Regions from separate parts of the Homo sapiens genome. Here region 2 is linked to region 1. Evidence: read pairs that join two places in POLR2A ChIA-PET (ENCODE). Cell type or tissue: endothelial cell of umbilical vein. All regions are shown on one strand. Links, peaks and the distances in the headings refer to the core of each region. The heading gives the core; the rest is flanking DNA. Region 1 holds the start of LINC02972 (long intergenic non-protein coding RNA 2972). Region 2 has its middle 9.8 kb from the start of RIMKLB.

Evidence for each region. ChIA-PET counts read pairs that join two places held together with the same protein. Peaks named below come from ENCODE experiments on the same cell type or tissue, not always from the same donor. Only the 100,000 strongest peaks of a DNase experiment are listed, where the experiment ranks them.
Region 2: POLR2A ChIA-PET joins it to region 1 with 5 read pairs; 2 of 35 experiments call an interaction of 5 or more read pairs at or near these places.

What each region holds. Positions count from the first base shown.
Region 1 is chr12:8,787,460-8,793,548 of GRCh38, reverse strand. The region is part of intron 1 of A2ML1-AS1 (A2ML1 antisense RNA 1); the gene reads left to right. LINC02972 (long intergenic non-protein coding RNA 2972) reads right to left here and starts at 5,296. Exons shown (of 3, transcript NR_186118.1): 1 at 4,789-5,296. RefSeq lists enhancers at 2,891-3,568, 3,569-4,246, 4,325-4,864, 4,865-5,404, 5,405-5,944. In endothelial cell of umbilical vein, for the core only: no CTCF peak of the experiment used is centred there; no DNase peak of the experiment used is centred there.
Region 2 is chr12:8,685,161-8,691,249 of GRCh38, reverse strand. It overlaps a transcript of RIMKLB not described here. Among named protein-coding and RNA genes, the nearest start is that of RIMKLB, 9.8 kb to the left of the region's middle. In endothelial cell of umbilical vein, for the core only: no CTCF peak of the experiment used is centred there; a DNase peak (open chromatin) is centred at 3,259; H3K27ac peaks cover 786 bases.

The DNA of each region.
Region 1 (6,089 bases), core at 836-4,835:
ACTCCCTATTTCCATATTGCAGCATAGGCATGTAGGATTAGATAAGCATACTTGCTATCTGTATACACATTTATTCTTTTTCCCTTTCCCAGTTTTAAGGCTTGGGTAAGTGCCACTAGTTCTGCTAACTGGGTACTGATCCCTGGGGCAAGAGGCTTACTTTCAAGTATGGTTACATCACTAACTATGGCGTAACCTGCCCTTCGTGTCCCATTCTCCACAACTGAACTTCCATTGGTATATAGGTTAAGGTCAGGATTAGTTAAGGGGACTTCTAAGAGATCATCTCGGGCGGCATAAGTCTGGACTATAATTTGTTGGCAGTCATGCTCAATTGGTTCCCCATCCTCTGGGAGAAAAGTGGCAGGGTTGAGGGCCACACACATGTGTATTTGAAGCACCGGTCCCTCAAGGAGTAGTACCTGGTATCTAAGTAGGTGGTTGTCTGATAGCCATAAACTTCCTTTGGCACCTAGTATGCCATTTACATCATGAGTAGTCCAGACAGTGAGATGCTTTCCTTGTATTATTTTGATAGCCTCTGACGCTAAGACGGCCACTGCTGCAACTACCCTTAAACAGTGAGGCCAGCCTTTTGCTACTACATCAATTTCCTTACTTAGGTATGCCACTGGTTGTGGGGTTGTCCCACGAGTCTGAGTAAGGACTCCAAGAGCTATCCTGGCTCTCTCTGTGACGTATAAAGAGAAGTTCTGTCCTGTGGGAAGGCTTAAAGCTGGAGCTTGTACTAGGGCCGGCTTTAAGGTTTTGAAGGCTGTTTCTGCCTCTGGTTCCCATTCTACTAGATGAGTATTTGCCCTCTGGGTTTCCTTGATTGGAGTATAGAGGGGCCTGGCTATCTCACTGTATCCGGGGATCCATAGTTGGCAAAGCCGGTAATTCCAAGGAACCCCCTCAACTGTTTTAAAGTCTTAGGGTGAGAATAAGCCAGTATAGGCTGTATTTGTTCCTTGCTGAGGGCCCTGGTCCCTCTGGCTAAGATTAGGCCTAGATATTTGACCTGCTGTAGGGAAAGCTGGGCCTTCGACCTAGACACCTTGTACCTTTGATTAGCTAGAAAGTTCAAGAGGTCTAGAGTAGCCTGCTGGCATGAGGCTTCTGAACTGGTAGCGAAAAGTAAATCATCTGCATATTGAAGGACCAGAGTGCCTCGACTTGAGAAGTGGCCTAGATCTTGGGCCAGTGCCTGACCAAACAGATAAGGGCTATCCCTAAACCCTTGGGGCAAGACCATCCACGTAATTTGGGACGTGTGGTCTGTGGGATCCTCAAAAGCAAAGAGGAACTGGGAGTCAGAGTGCAGGGGAATACAGAAGAAGGCATCCTTGAGGTCCAGAACCATGAACCATTCTGCTTCCTCTGGTGTTTGAGAGAGCAGGGTATAGGGGTTGGGTACAACTGGATATAGTGGAACTACTGCCTCATTAATGAGTCTAAGATCTTGCACTAGTCTCCACTGACCGTTCGGTTTTTGTACTCCTAGAATTGGGGTGTTGCAGTGACTGCTGCATTTCCTTACTAAGCCTGGAGCTTTCAAATGTTTAACAATATTCTGTAATCCTTTATGAACTTCAGGCCTTAAGGGATATTGCCTTTGATAAGGAAAAGTGGTGGGATCTTTTAACTTGATTTGGACTGGGCAGGCATTTTTTTGCCCTTCCAAACTGTCCTTCTAATTCCCAGACTTCAGGGTTGATTCCCTCCTCATGTAGGGGACAACAAATGGGTAACTTGTTCCCCATATTCATGTAGATAATAGCTCCAGCCTTGGCTAATATATCCCTCCCTAATAAGGGTGTGGGACTTTCAGGCATAACAAGAAAGGCATGTGAAAAGAGCCAAGTCTCCCAATTACAACTGAGGAGGTGGGAGAAATACCTGGTTACAGGCTGTCCCAGGATTCCTCGGATGGTAACGGACCTTGAGGACAGTCGTCCAGGACAGGAGATTAACACTGAGAAGGCGGCGCCAGTGTCCAGGAGGAAGTCAATTTCCTGGCCCTCAATAGTTGAACATACCTGGGGATCAGTGAGGGTGATGACATGAGCTGGCACTTGCCCTGGGCCCCCTCAGTCCTGTTGTTGGATCATCTGGTTGGGGGCTTCTGACCCAGGGAACCTTCGTCCTCTGGGGCAGTGCACCTTCCAGTGATTGCCTCAGCATAGTGGACATGGACAAGGGGGCAGCTTGTTTCTCATTGGACAATCTTTTTTAAAGTGTCCTAGTAAACCACACTGATAACAAGCCCTACCAGGTGATTGGCCTGCTCCATTTTCTGTCCTCTCTGAACCACCAAGGTTTGCTTGTCTGAGGGCCATGACTAAGGCTGCAGCCTTTCTCTGATCTCGCTTTTCCTTTTGGGCCTGTTCCTCTTGGTCCCTATTATAGAACACTGAGGTTGCCAGGTTTAATAATGACTCTAGGTTTTGTTCAGGGCCCAGGGCTTGCTTTTGGAGCTTTCTCCTGATATCTGAGGCTGATTGGGTAATAAACTTATCTTTCAGAATCAATTGACCCTCGAGTGATTCGGGTGACAGGGGAGTATATTTTCTTAAGGCCTCTCGTAGCCACTCAAGGAAGGCAGGAGGATTTTCTTCTTTTCCCTGAGTTATGGTGGATATCATGGAATAATTCATGGGCTTTTTCTAATTCTCCTTAGTCCTTCTAGAACACAGGTCAACAGATGTTTACAACTCCAGTCCCCATGATCTGAGTCAAGGTCCCAGTGGGGATCCATACTGGGGATGGCTTGCTGACCGGTAGGGAATTTGTCCCTTTCTTCGGCTGTCATTCTATCATTTACTTGACTAAGATACCAGGTATCTCCAAGCTCTCGGGCTGCAGCTAAAGCCACATTCTTTTCCTTAAAGGCCAGGGTTTTATCTAACAGTAGCATGACATCTCTCCAAATGAGGTAAAAGGTTTGCCCTAGACCCTGTAGGAAATCTATGTACCTATCAGGATCATCTGAAAACTTCCCCAGGTCTGCCTTGACCTGCTTTAAATCAGAGAGGGAGAAGGGGACATGTAGCTGGGTTGGGCCAAATTCCCCTCCCCCTACAGCTTAAGGGGACATAACCGATAGCCTGGGGGTTTTTGTGGACCTTTGGAGATTTCTTTGCTTATTTCCTTCTGGGCAGGGGAGATTAGAGGAGGATTATCATTCATAGGAAGGGGAGCTATAGGGAGGCTAGGATATGGGGGTAAGCTGAAAGGTCCTCCTGTGGGATGTAAATTGCAAGCTTTGCATAGTTGTGTATTCACCTTCAATGAAAAGAAAGCTTGGACATAAGGTATTTCACTCCATTTGCCTTCCCTCTTACAGAAAAGGTCAAGCTGCAGGATAGTATTGTAATTTGTACTTCCCTCAGGTGGCCATTTTTCCTCATCAGAGAGAGAATATTGGGCCCAAGCCATAGTGCAGAAAAAAATGAGCCGCCTCTTTTTCAAGGTTTGTGGATCAAATTGGTCCCAATGGCTTAGGATGCATTTCAAGGGTGAGCCTGTTGATGCCTGAGTGTTTCCCATCTGAAAGACAAAACCGCCCACAGTTTTGGTTTGTTTCTCCCCCTGCCCAAGAACCCACAAAGGTCCCTGGACCCTGCTGATCGGAATAGTTGCGCTCACCGACGCAGCAGCAGAAACAACCCCTGCCCAAGAACCAGCAACAGTCCCAGGACCCTGCTGATCGGAATAGTTGCGCTCACCGATGCAGCAACAGAAACACTAGTTTTCCTCCCAGACCACATGGAGGACCAAGGAACGTTGGATTTAGTGGTCCTTACTGATGCAGTCTTGAAAACCTGCACCCTTGCCTGTCCTCCTAGACCACAAGGAGGACTGACCGAGAAAAATCGGATTTGGTGGCCCTTACCGACACATTCTCAAAAACCTGTCAGAGTCCTAAGCATTCTCCTGTCAGTATTGGTACTTTACCCCTTTCCTATAAAGATGTTATGCCCCAAAAATGAAGTGGAGGGCCATGCCCTGAGGGAGGGAAGGGATCTTCAGGATTGGAAGAGTGACACCTTTTGTCCTCGCTTACATGAATAGGAAGGATACAATTTCTGAGGCTCCCCATATCCTAGCTTCAGGAATAGCTTTTGTTAGGCCTGTTAGTCTGAGGAGGGATCCTAAAATTCCAGGTAGTCCCCACTACAATGGGGCTTTGGGCAAAAATTGTGTCTTTCTGATTGGTGAGCCCGGGTGCCTACAGAAAGTAGCAGAGACCTGGAGTTTATACTAGAAATCATTCTTATAGGAGAAACTAGAAAAGCACCAGAGACAGGTAGCAATTTTTAGAAGCAGGACTAACCTCAGAGAAGAGAGGCGAGAGGAAGTTTGTCTGGCAGGCATTAGGACCCAGGGGGCAAGGGTCAGGATAGATAGGATAGATGGGCGAGTCTCACTTGGGCGACAGGCCTTTGAGAGTTCCACTCATGGCCGCAGGGTCAACCAACTTGTTGTCGGGACCCTGGAGCTGCATGGCTTTCCTCTCTGTCGACCCTTGGCTCAGCCCAGAAGTACAGGAAAAGTGGAAGCTGGTGCTAGGCAAACCAATGGTCCCAACTCTGAAGAGTTGGGGTTGTTAGCCCTTTCCCAGAAAGCCTGACACCCATGTCTTTAGTCCGGCAGCCGTGCTAGTCACTTTTAACTGGCCGACAGGTGCCCGGTATTTAGCCCCCGAATTCTAAGGAAAGATAGGACAGAATAGCAAGTGAAAGGGGTCCGTGGTACTCACTGCTTGGTGATAGGTGATGGTCTCGCCGCTCAGCTATAGGTGATGGTCTCACCGCTCAGCTATAGGTGATGGTCTCACCGCTTGGTGATAGGCGAAAGTCCCATCTGGGTCGCCAAAATGTGTCCGGAATTGGTGGGTTCTTGGTCTCACTGACTTCAAGAATGAAACTGCGGACCCTTGCGGTGAGTGTTACAGCTCTTAAGGTGGTGCGTCTGGAGTTTGTTCCTTCTGATGTTCGGATGTGTTCGGAGTTTCTTCCTTCTGGTGGGTTCGTGGTCTCGCTGGCTCAGGAGTGAAGCTGCAGACCTTTGCGGTGAGTGTTACAGCTCTTAAGGCGGCACATCTGGAGTTGTTCGTTCCTCCCGGCGGGCTCGTGGTCTCGCTGGCTTCAGGAGTGAAGCTGCAGGCCTTCGTGGTGAGTGTTACAGCTCATAAAAGCAGCATGGACCCAAAGAGTGAGCAGTAGCAAGATTTATTGCAAAGAGCAAAAGAACAAAGCTTCCACAGTGTGGAAGGGGACCCAAGCGGGTTGCCACTGCTGGCTGGGGCAGCCTGGTTTCATTCTCTTATCTGGCCCCACCCACGTCCTGCTGATTGGTAGAGCCCAGTGGTCTGTTTTGACAGGGCGCTGATTGGTGCGTTTACAATCCCTGAGCTGGATACAAAGGTTCTCCACGTCCCCATCAGATTAGATACAGAGTATCCACACAAAGGTTCTCCAAGGCCCCACCAGAGCAGATAGATACAGAGTGTCCATTGGTGCACTCACAAACCCTGAGCTAGACACAGGGTGCTGATTGGTGTGTTTACAAACCTTGAGCTAGATACAGAGTGCCGATTGGTGTATTTACAATCCCTGAGCTAGACATAAAGGTTCTTCACGGCCCCACCAGAGCAGCTAGATACAGAGTGTCAATTGGTGCACTCACAAACCCTGAGCTAGACACAGGGTGCTGACTGGTGTGTTTACAAACCTTGAGCTAGATACAGAGTGCCGATTGGTGTATTTATGTCTAGCTCAGGGATTGTAAAGGTTCTCCAAAGCCCCACCAGATTCAGGAGCCCAGCTGGCTTCACCCGGTGAATCCCGCACCGGGGCTGCAGGTGGAGCTGCCTGCCAGTCCCCTGCGTGCGCCCGCACTCCTCAGCCCTTGGGTGGTCGATGGGACTGGGTGCCGTGGAGCAGGGGGTGGCCCTCGTCGAGGAGACTCGGGCTGCACAGGAGCCCATGGAGGGGGTGGGAGGCTCAGGCGTGGCGGGCTGCAGGTCCGGAGCCCTGCCCCACGGGAAGGCAGCTAAGGCCCAGCGAGAAATCGAGCACAGTGCC
Region 2 (6,089 bases), core at 1,467-5,466, 100 kb after region 1:
GAAGATTGAGGCAGGAGGATTGCTTGAGCCCAGGAGTTCTAGGCTGCAGTGAACCATGATCATGCTACTGCACTCATACAGGTTCCCATCTTTCGTATTGTTTCGCAGAACTTTTCTGGGTAACTGGGACAGACAACTTAGATACTTGCTTAATAAATAAATGGTAAAGGTAGACTTAGGCATGAGGATCACACCACAGAAATACTTGAAACACATAGTTACATCACTGTCCCCAGTCTCATAATAAACCTATCGTATCTTAGAACATGGAGTGTTCTAACCCTACTGGGTTTGGATTATCTTCTTTTTTTGTTTTGTTTTGTTTTTTGAGACGGACTCTCGCTCTGTCGCCAGGCTGGAGTGGAATGGCACAATCTTGGCTCACTGCAACCTCTGCCTCCCGGGTTCAAGTGATTCTCCTGCCTCAGCCTCCCAACTAGCTAGGATTACAGGCATGCACCACCACACCCAGCTAATTTTTGTATTTTTAGGAGAGAGGGGGTTTCACCATGTTGGCTGGGATGGTCTCGATATCCTGACCTCATGATCCACCTGCATTGGCCTTCCAAAGTGTTGGGATTACAGGCGTGAGCCACTGCACCTGGCCTGGAGTATCTTCTTTTTACAGATGAGCAAACGGAGACACAGTGAGGTTAAGTAACTTGTCCGAAGTCACTCAGCTAGCAAAATAGCAGAGCCAAGATTTGAATCCGAGTAGCAAAGTACATGCTCTTAACTGCTTTGTCAAACACTGTTTGTAATCCCTCCGAAGACTATAAAAAGGATTGTCTGCAGTTTCCCCCCACTTCTTAGTAAAGTTTTACTTAGATATCAATGCCTGCTGTTTGGGTTCATGCTTCAGTAGCATTTACTAACGTGAAAAATAATGGTACATACATTATAATTTGCCACAAAGGACCCAAGAATCCATTAACTGAGCATCACCTCTAAAGATTCAACAAAAAATTGTTACTAACACATACATGATTCTTCAAATATGTATGGATTCTATTTTGATAAAGTATAACTCCATTTAAGTCATAAATGGATTTTCTACAGTCATAGAATCTTTTTATCAATTATGCTTTTTCTCGAACTTCAGGCATGAAAAAATGACTGTATTGTAGGAAACTGTAAAATGTTTTGAGGTTTAAAAAGGGACCCACTGACATGCTGGGACAAAGAGGGTTTAGCAGAAAATCCTGAGTTTAGTGGAGAAAACATGGCTTATTGCCTAATAGAGTGGGCAAAAGTAGGTCAGAGTCCCTGACAGTCACAGCTGGTAAGGAGTGATGTCACTAGAGAAATGGGGATGGGGGAGGTGGAATTTAAGGTGGGGAAGTAGAGAGACCCTTTGAGGGCGCAGAAGAGGGGGGATTTACAGAGGCAGGTTTTAAGTCAGCCTTTTGTAGGCTGATTGCAGAAACAGCTGAAGCCCCATTTTCTCCTACCTATACCCAGCCTGCGTTCTCCCAGGCCTCATTCCCCACCTCCGCATCACCACCATACCCTCTCTGCTGGAGACAAAGACACCGGAGAAAGGACTGGGGAGAAAGACAAACCTGAAAAGGAGTGATTTCAATAAAAGAGAGAAAGGTGAGGAAAAAGTGAAGGAGACTTTAATCAAATCCAGGGAAACGTGACAGAGAGGAAGAAATAACAAAGAGAGGCAGATGGAAAAAAGAGTAGGAAGTACAGGAGGAAAATATGGCTGAATGAAACAAGACAGATTAATGAATAGAGCAAAGTAGTGTTAGAAATATAATTTCTATTAATTATTTTGGTTTAAAATATTAATTGAGCAAAATGCTGAGAAAGAGAGATTGTAATGGTTGCAGTTTGAAGTCAAAATATATAGTTACAATGTTTTGGCAACAAAGCAAAACTAGGCTGCTCCCAACGAGGACGTCTCTTTTCAGCCCACATTCAGTCTAAAAGTTATGCTGTCCTTGTGTTTACCAAATCTAGAAGAAAATCTCATGACTAAGTTAAATATCTTATTCCAGGTATAAGTAGCCCCTGTTAAATTTTGCTAATAAAGTAATAACCATAGATCTTTAGAATGTGGAGATAAGGTGTATTTTATTATCCCTGTTTTGAAATATGTCATGCATGGCCGGGTGCAGCGGCTCACGCCTGTAATCCCAGCACTTTTGGAGGCTGAGGCAGGCAGATCAGCTGAGGTCAGGAGTTCGAGACTAGCCTGGCCAACATGGCGAAACCCTGTCTCTACTAAAAATAGAAAAAATTAGTCGGGTGTGGTGTCGGGCACCTGTAATCCCAGCTACTTGGGAGGCTGAGACAGGAGAATCTCTTGAACCCAGGAGGCCAAGGCTGCAGTGAGCCGAGATCGTGCCACTGCACTTCAGCCTGGGCAACAGAGCGAGACTCCACCTCAGAAAAAAAAAAAAGAAAGAAAGAAATACGTCATGCACTTCACACATTATTTTAATCACACACACAAAATTCTCTAATCCTGTTCAATTAATCCCTGGATCAAAACTTTCATTATGCTCAACAGCCCTCCTTTAACAACAACAAGTTTTTTTAATTATATAAAAACAGTAATGCTCATTTCTGAATAATTGTTAAGGTTTAAAAATCCTCTGGTATAACCAAAATATACCTGTAATATACATTATTTCAAGATAAACCATCCAGAAAGAAATGGGGGAGACTAAGAACTATGTCACTGGAGTACCAGGAGAACTAAAAGTATGCAGTGCCTATATCTGAAAGAATGTGTTGTTTTTCTTTCTGCTCTTCTTCAAAATTTTCCTTTCTAAGAAAATAATTTCTATTATTTATCTTCTGTTTTCTCATTCCCCTTTCCCTAAATCTCGCTTTTCTTGTCTCTTATTGTAACAGCTTCTGTTTCCCTCTCATGTTGCCCCCATATTTTCTTCTAAATTCTGACTTTGTTGTGTCTTGGCTTAATCTGCCAGACTTCCACTAAACTTTCAGAGCTGGAATCAGAACAGTGCATTTGGCAAAAAGCCACACATACCACACAACCACAAACAAGCACTCTGGCTGCAAGATCTTTTCAACAATCCACTCCCGTTTCTTGCAGTCAGCAATTCATACAGGTTCATACATGATCTGAAATAAGCAACACATACATTCTCATACATTTCACATGCACATGGCCTCTGCAGTCAGCTCACAAAGACACAATGTCTGCAGAAAGGTCTTGCAGCATACACAGGCAGTGCATTCTCCACCCCTTTCATAAGCTCTTCCTGAATGGCTGTTTCTTCTAGACACCTCCTCCCCTCATGCTGCCTGGCAATGACTCCCCTCCTTTTCCTGCAGTTCTCCAAGTCCTAACTGCAGTGCCATCCATCACTCTCCCAACAGATCCCCAGGCAAAGCAATTGTTTCTTGAAGCTCTCCCAGGTCACCTGCTTTTTTTTTTTTTTTTTTTTTCTTCCTGACTTGGAACTTGCTCTAGCAAAAGGACTGTCAGAACAGATTCTCCTTCTGGAACACAATAATGTAGGCTGGTCCCCAGTACCCTGACTCCCTAATTTGTTCCTACAGATTTTAATTTTGACATGGATGGCTTAGGGAGAAAGCAGAAAGGAAGGAAAAAGAGAAGAAAACAGAAAGGAAGAAAGGAAGGAGGGGAGCCCTGGTAGAAATTTCATTTTGTCCAGGGCAACTTGGGGACTTACAAAGGAAAGACGAGAGAGCAGAGGCAGAGAGAGGAAATGGAGCAAGAAGTGTGAAAATAAAAGGAGAAACAAAGAAAAGAGGAAAAAGTATGAAAAATAAGTTGTAACATTTCTCTGGAGCTTTTTGTTTCAGAAGTGACCACAGAAGGAGGATGGAGATACTAAGAAAAAGTTAACAGGAGAAACAGTAATGAAGAGGAAAATCCTTTGATGAGGTTGTATGTTTTGAAATGTCCTAAAAAGACAAAATCATCATCACAAATATCTGCCACAAGGGAGATTTAAACTCCTAATTTGAAAGTACTCATGATGCTTAGAGAGGAAGCACATTTGAATTTTACTTAGATTATTTGCCCAAATATTACAGTATTTGAGACACATACTAAAAAAATTATATTGTTTATCTGAAATTCACAGTAAACGGATCATCCTGTGTTTATCTGGCAATCATGCCCTCGGGGGATTCAGGTACATACTCAAATTTGAGAAATACTGGTATGAAGTAAGAAAGCCTGCATTTAATGAGATCATCTGAATCAGAATCACTTGAAGGTGGTCGCCAAGTACGTATTCTTACCCCACCACAGACACACCAGATTGAAATCCTTAGAGAAAGAGCTGAAGATTCTTCATTTTGTTATACATTGATGATTCTGATGCACTAAAGTTCATAATCGCTGATTTCTCCATAATTCCTGTGTGGCGCCCTCTCCAAATCTGCATAGGATTGAACACTGCAGCTATATATATGCAGCTGTCTATATAGCATTAACTTTTTAAAAGTCAGTGGAGGCCGGGTGTGGTGGCTCACACCTGTAATCCCAGCAATTTGGGAGGCCTAGGCGGGCGGATTACGAGGTCAGGAGATCGACACCGTCCTGGATAACACGGTGAAACCCCGACTCTACTAAAAATACAAAAAAAAATTAGCCGGGCGTGGTGGCGGGCGCCTGTAGTCCCAGCTACTTGCGAGGCTGAGGCAGGAGAATGGCATGAATCCGGGAGGCGGAGCTTGCAGTGAGCCGAGATCGCGCCACTGCACTCCAGCCTGGGCAACAGAGCGAGACTCCGTCTCAAAAACGAAAGAAAACCCTGAATAAAAAAAAAAAAAAGAAAAGAAAAAAGAAAATAGCTGGTCATGGTGTCACGCGTCTGTGGTGGGGAGGCGGAAGTGGGAGAATTGCTTGAGCCTGGAAGGCGAAGGTTGCAGAGATCGGGCTACTGCACTCCACCCTGGGTGACAGAGTGAGACTCCGTCTCCAAAAAGGAAAGGAAAGGAAATGAGAGGAGAGGAGAGGAGGGGAGGGGAGGGAAGGGGGAGAGGGCTCGGTGGCTCACACCTGTAATGTAATCCCAGCACTATGGGAGGGCAAGGTGGGTGGATCAGTGGATCAGCTGAGGTCAGGAGTTCGAGAGCAGCCTAGCCAACATGGTGAAACCCTGTCTCTACTAAAAACACAAAAATTAGTCCGGGCGCGGTGGCTCATGCCTGTAATCCCAGCACTTTGGAAGACCGAGGTGGGCGGATCACAAGGTCAAGAGCTCGAGACCATCCAGGCCAATATGGTGAAACCCCGTCTCTACTGAAAATACAAAAATTAGCCGGGCGTGGTGGTGGGCGCTTGTAGTCCCAGCTACTCGGGAGGCCGAGGCAGGAGAATCGCTGGAACCTGGGAGGTGGAGGTTGCAGTGAGCCGAGATTGCCCCACAGCACTCCAGCCTGGGAGACAGAGCGAGACTCTGTCTCAAAAAAGAATAAAAAATAGCTGGGCGTAGTGGCACACACCTGTAGTTCCAGCTACTTGGGAAGCTGAGGCAAGAGAATCACTTGAACCGGAAGGCGGAGGTTGCAGTGAGCCGAGATTTCGCCACAGCACTCCAGCCTGGGCTCCAGATTCCATCTCAAAAAAAAAAAGTAAGAAATGAAAGAGCAGGCATCACTGCAAATCCTATGGATATTAAAGTATCTGTCATAAATAAAGATGTAAAAATCCTCAAAATATTAGCAAACGGAATGCAACAATTTAATAAAAAGAATTATATACCACAACCAAGGCAGACTCAATATTTGAAAAATCAATTAATGCAATCCATCGCATCAACAGACTAAAGAAATATCACATGATCATACCAATAGATGCTGAACGAGCATGTGACAAAATCCAACACCCATTCATGATCAAACAAAACAAAACAACAAAGAAACCTCTCAGCATTTTGAAATGAAGTATGGGATAAAAATAAAAACTCTCCAAAGACTGAAAATAAAGAGGAACTTCCTCAACTGCTTAAAGAACATCTACAAAGAAACTACAGCTAACATCATGTTGGTGAGAAACTGGAAGCTTTCCCACTAAGACAAAGGACCAAGGCAAGCATGGCTTCTTTTACTACTTTCAATACTGAAAGTTC